Linked DNA regions of Homo sapiens: region 1 is linked to region 2. Evidence: chromatin contacts called from ENCODE Hi-C data. All regions are on one chromosome and are shown on one strand. Each heading gives the region's core, a stretch centred on a gene start or an enhancer-like site at or near the end of the contact. The rest is flanking DNA. Distances are from core to core; before and after follow the strand shown.

Evidence for each region. A loop is a pair of places that touch in the nucleus more often than their neighbours do. Pooled maps may share reads with other maps.
Region 1: a loop to region 2 is called in a pooled map, with 11 times the contacts of the local background. The contact joins the promoter of ALG6 here to the promoter of CTH in region 2. A Hi-C loop is called at or near these places in 4 of 50 pooled maps.

What each region holds. Positions count from the first base shown.
Region 1 is chr1:63,365,909-63,368,989 of GRCh38, forward strand. ALG6 (ALG6 alpha-1,3-glucosyltransferase) reads left to right here and starts at 1,719. Exons shown (of 15, transcript NM_013339.4): 1 at 1,719-1,779. RefSeq lists enhancers at 1,179-1,318, 2,179-2,288 and a silencer at 1,519-1,998.
Region 2 is chr1:70,409,722-70,412,517 of GRCh38, forward strand. It overlaps CTH (cystathionine gamma-lyase), which reads left to right and starts at 1,547. Exons shown (of 12, transcript NM_001902.6): 1 at 1,547-1,862. The coding sequence starts at 1,695. RefSeq lists an enhancer at 1,118-1,377 and a silencer at 1,438-1,587.

The DNA.
Region 1 (3,081 bases), core at 469-2,968, 7.0 Mb before region 2:
CTGTAATCCCAGCTACTCGGGAGGCTGAGGCAGGAGAATTGCTTGAACCCGGGAGGTGGAGGTTGTGGTGAGCCGAGATCGTGCCATTGCTCCCCAGCCTGGGCAACAAGAGAACAAGAGCGAAACTGCGTCTCAGAAAAAAAAAAAAAAGACCTGTACATGTTTCTTCTTGCATTGATCTCTCCCTTTGCAGTTCCACTATTGCCATCTCAGTCCAAGCCCTTGTCTAATCATGCGTGGACTGCTATAGTCTCCCTCTGATTCATCTGATCCATTTTCACCACTTTAAGTTTTCTCTAACACTGTAACTGTACTGTATACTTGACTCCCTGCTAAAAGTCATTTAATAGCCCCTTACTGATCACTGGATACATTCCAGACACCATAGCCTGGTATTCAAGGCTCTCTACAATTACCAGTCCTTTCCAGCTTCATCACCCACCACCTAAACTAGAGGAAATGTTCTACACTTTTCAGCTGCCACAATATTTGGCTTGAACCATTTCCTTTGTCTAGATTCTTACTCTCATTCTCTGGGCTTATCCAGCCAGGCTTTCCTTCAAAGCTCAGCTGACTCCTCCAGGAAAAGCATTTCCTGATGGTTTGCAGTTTACAGTGAACCCTCTTCTCCTAACTCCTACAGTGCTTAGTGCATATGTAAGTAATGTAACATTTAGTATGTGTTTCCTTCTATAGCTTTTTATCCTTTTATGCATAAAAATGTCTTTCCAATGAGAATTAAATGCCTTGAGGGCAGGGACCTGCCATATTTCTCCATATTCCCAGTGCTGATGGTCTTTTAGATATAATCATATTTTAGACCTGGAAGTTCACCTAGCCCTACTGATTTCTTTCACAGTTGAAGAAACTGAGGCCCAGAGAGAAGTTATTCAGACTCAGTAGAAAGCCATAGTCCTAGCCAAATATTTGCTAACACTTACAAATTATAGGGGTTGGCTTACGTAGAATGGCAAGATTCAGAAGTGGGGAATGAGGGCACTCTCTGAACAAAGGAAGGCAAGTAAAAATCATCACAGCCGTCCATGCGTGATTGGACAGAAGCCTAGACTGAGATGGAAATAGTGGAACTGGAAAGGAAGGGATCAATGCAAAAGGAAAAGTGTGCAGGTCTTACTAACTTACTAGATAGGTATTTTTGGCAAGTTTGGGACCAGGTGATTCAAGCTGCCCGCTGGGGCACGTGTAGTGGCTACTCGAGGGCAGGGCTGTCCTTTTGCACAACGCACAGGCTCTCGCAAATGGTTGGATGTTCAATGTTTCTTACTTTAGGGGGCTGCCCAGTCTTCTTCTTCGCAGGCATGTGGCTAGAAGAAAGTGAAGCAGGTTGGCTTTCTGGCTCCTCGAGGGCACAGGCCCAGAGGTGGTGAGGACCGGCCAAGGCTCTCTGCTCAGTGCAGCAAGCCAGGGCCCGCCCCTGACAGGAATCCGTTGGCTAAGCAGCCGCTCCGGCCTTGGCCACGATCCCAGGAAAGAAGAGCAAGGGGCTTTCCACCTGCCCCTAGCCTAACCCGGGGCTGGGGACCTCTCGGGTTCCATCGGCTCTTGCCCCGCCTCCTAAGCCGGCCGCCTCCTGTCCAGGCCAGGTTGCCCGCCCCTCCCCTCACGCTCGACGGGCTCGCTCCCGCACCGGGCGCGCGGGTGGTGCGCGGGCACACGGAGGCGGAAGGCCGGAGGGGCAGTCCGCCGCGGGGGCGAGCGCGCATGCGCCTTCCTGGGACCCACGGCAGGCGCGAATCCCAGCGGCCGGCGGGCGGCGGGGTAAGAGCATGGGATCCCGGAGGTTCCGGACCCCAGGCCAGTGTGGGGAGGTGCCGGGGGCTCGGACGCGCCACGAGCCGGCGCAGAGCTGGCGACCCGTCTCCCAGCTCCGCTCCACTCCCAGGGACGCGACGCGAGGCCTCCCCAGCCCTTCCTGCAGGGTCGCTTGTGGGTCGGGTGAGGGGACGCGGTGATAGTGGTGGCACTTGCAGGCTGGGGCGGTCCTGGCACCCTTGTCCTTGCGGTTCTGAGGGCCTGGCCCTCAAGAGGAGGGGCGGAGAAACGCGAGAAGGGATCCCTTTCGCCCCATATACACGCCCGGGATAGCTGCACTCCCCGGTGTTGTGTCCACTGCGGTGGAAGGACCTTTCAGACTAAAAGGAGCAAAGTCGGTTCTGGGATGGGGACGGCGGGCTTGGCATTTGTCGAGATGCACCGTCAGGGCAAAGGAGGACGAAAAGCGCATCTACTGCCTGCCTAGCAACTTCGTGGCCAGTGGATGGGTTAGAAAATTACTGTTTTCTGATTTACAGGTGGAAAAAGTCGCAAATAACCCTTTTTCTGGTTTAAGCAGAAGAGAGTCGTTAAAAGCCTCGCATAATATCTTTAACCACACAGGGCTCAGTAAAATTAGGGTACCTCCCCGCTTCGTACACACAGACGCACACAGCTCCATTCAGCAAATACTTCTTGGGTACCTGCCTTCTGCTAACACTGTTCTACAAGTGGGGAACAGAGAGCAACGACTAAGACAGGAGGATCCCTGCTCACAGGGAGCCTTTAGTCAACACATCCAAGTAATTTCCTTTTACACTTTTTTTTTTTTTAATTGAGACAGAGTCTTGCTCTGTCGCCCAGGCTGGAGTGCAGTGGCACGATCTTGGCTCACTGCAACCTCTGCCTCCCGGGTTCGAGCGATTTTCCTGCCTCAGCCTCACGAGTAGCTGGGATTACAGGAACGCACCACCACGCCCAGCTAATTTTTGTATTTTTAGTAGAGATGGGGTTTCACCATGTTGACCAGGCTGGTCTCGAACTCCTGACCTCAGGTGATCCACCTGCCTCGGCCTCCCAAAGTGCTGGGATTACAGGGGTGAACCACTGCGCCCAGCCCCTTTTATGCTTTTTAAATTGGAATATACCATATAGAAAAATACTGTACGCAAATTATAAGTTGTAACTTGTTAATTTATCCTAAAGTCAACACATTTCCTAACCACTACTCAAATCAAGAAGGAAGATTCACAGCATTTCAGAACACCTCTCTGGGCACCCCTCCCAACCACCATCCCTTCTTTCCTC
Region 2 (2,796 bases), core at 297-2,796:
GGGATTAATAGGCGTTAGCCAATGCACCCAGCCTAGTGCTGTCTTCTGAATGATTCTTTATTACAGTACACTAAATAAAATGTCTGTATTTATGCAACTCAGGGTTTGTCAGCAAATATTAGGAGGTAAAACTAATTGGAACTGTTTTAGACCCTTTTGGCCCCTAAATGCCATATCATATTACACAAAAATACCCACCTATAGTTATACATAAATATTGAGGTGAGTTGCAGTTGATGTTATATTTTTAAAAGAAAAATATTAATTAAATATGTATTAATATACATTAGTGTTTTGAAGTCTATCCATTTTTTCCCCCAGCCATACAAAGTTTGGTAGGATTCTAAAAGCTTGTAGGCCCTCAAGCACCACTCCTCTAGTGCTTAATGGGTTAAATGTCCCTAAAGCTAATTTGAAAAGCAAATTGCCTCATTCTTTCTCTTCATATCTTTCTTTCAAACTGTAAATTTTAAGAGCTGTTTATTCCTTATTCTCCTTGTTCTTAATTTGTTTAATAAAGTTTTAGATCTTTAGCGAATATTTTGCAACAACAGAAATATCCCCAAATTTCCTGGTGCTAGAAAACAGCCACAATAGTAAGTAGGTCAAGTCTGTATTGCTTAGGGAACAGGGAGATTTTTGTTTTAAAGCAGTGATTCTTCTGAGAGTAGGGCTCTGGGCGCAGGTGAGTGGTAAACAATCCTTTTTCCTGCAGGGATGTTGCTGTTGTGTAAAAGCAAAAGCATTTTGTGTAAGGATGTTAGGCTCCAGTAAGTATTTCAAAGCCACATTATCTTTCTCATTAGGGGGAGTTTCTCTCTGTACTTTAAAAGAAGATAATGATGCTTGAAAAAGCTCAAGATTGACTAACTTTTAGGAAGCTGCCAGAGTTGTGCATAGACGTCCTCACTACAGTAGCTTCGTTATGTCTTACGAACAATTTAACCTTCACTTCTAGTCATCGTTTCGTCATCGTAAGCACTGGGTCATTACAGAGTTCAGTGTACCTAAAACGCAAGCTGTGACTGATGAGAATCCAAGCTGCAAACTGGGCGGCTTGGGCAACTGTTTTCTTAACCACCCTCCACGTTGTGGCTTACGTCTTTTAGCACCGCCCTCAGGGCAAAGGATGGTGGTCAGAGGTAACTACCACAGTAAAAGAAGGCTATTTATGTGGTCTGTTTACAGTTACCCGGTTTCAACACTAAGCCAGCTTTCCGCCACGTCTCGGGCGAACCTCCGGCCTGAGGTCACAGAGACGCCCGGGTGGCTCTCAGGAGCCAGCATGGCAGCCTCCTCAGGACGGGTACTCAGGAATTTCGCCCGCAGGGACTAACACCACTTGGACCCAGGGACTCCAGCTTCACTCCGCTTTGTGCACTGGGTGGGGCGGTCGCGGTGACGTTTCAGGCAACGCCTCTGCTGTCAGCCAATAAGGAGCGGGAGACGCGTCGGGCCTGCGCTCAATGGGCCGCGCTGGTCCCGCCCCACTGTGATCGTGAGACTGCAGACCCGCTAATAAAATCCACCCCAACAATCGCTGTGTGCCGCTTTAGTGCGCTCGCCGTCGGCTCTACCTGCGTGCTTTAGCTCCTTCTCGCCTGATCCTTCTGTCTCTCCCAACCCCGGACACCCGGCTTCGACTGGTTATATCTTCGGTGTTCTTTTCCTCTCTTCTTCTTTCGCGGTTCAGCATGCAGGAAAAAGACGCCTCCTCACAAGGTTTCCTGCCACACTTCCAACATTTCGCCACGCAGGCGATCCATGTGGGCCAGGATCCAGAGCAATGGACCTCCAGGGCTGTAGTGCCCCCCATCTCACTGTCCACCACGTTCAAGCAAGGGGCGCCTGGCCAGCACTCGGTGAGCTGGGTCTGTCTGGGGCTGTCCACAGTTGGGCGGTAAAAGAGATACGGCTTATGAATTTGAAAGGCATGTAAGTAATTTATAATATGACTTATAAATTAGGAAGGCAACCGAAAGATGTTTCTACACTGTAATTCTTGCAGCACAGCTTTGTATCGGATGGTCCAGTGATCGTATTTCTTTTGATAAGCAGGACTGGAAGGAGCCGTTTGTCCAGCTTGCCATTTAGATTTGGCCTGAAATTCAGGTGATTTTGACAAATTTGCAATTAAAAATCGAAGGTCATAACTTTTTTGAGTTACCTTTAGCAGCATAAATTTTAAAGATGTAGTACGGAGTCAGCTTAAAAAATATTAAGGGTCTGATAACTTGACTAGAATTAAGATTGTTTCCAGTAGCTGTATGAATAGTTATTGAGTACCTACTATATGCCAAATACGTGCTCGTATATATCATGTGTATTACATGTATTGTCTCATCTAATCCTAACAACAACCCTAGTCTGAACCGAATTCTCATTTTTTCCCAATAAAGAAGCTGAGATTTAGGGAGTTAAGTAACTAGCCTTAGACTAGTAAGTATTGGAGATGGAATTCAAACTTTAGAAACTTGAGGTTGCTTTAGGAACCAACTCCTAGGCACTCAGCTACACTATGCTATCTCTAATAATGCTAGTAACAATTTAGCCTATTGCGTCATTTAAGCACTGTGGCTTAGTGATTAAGAACACAACTCATGACCGGGTGCAGTGGCTTACGCCTGTAATCCCAGCACTTTGGGAGGCTGAGGCGGGTGGATCACCTGAGGACAGGAGTTCGAGCCCAGCCTGGCCAACATGGTGAAACCCCATCTCTACTAAAAATAAATAAATTAGCTGGGCATGGTGGCGGGTAATCTCAGCTACTCGGGAAGCTGAGGCAGGAGAATCGCT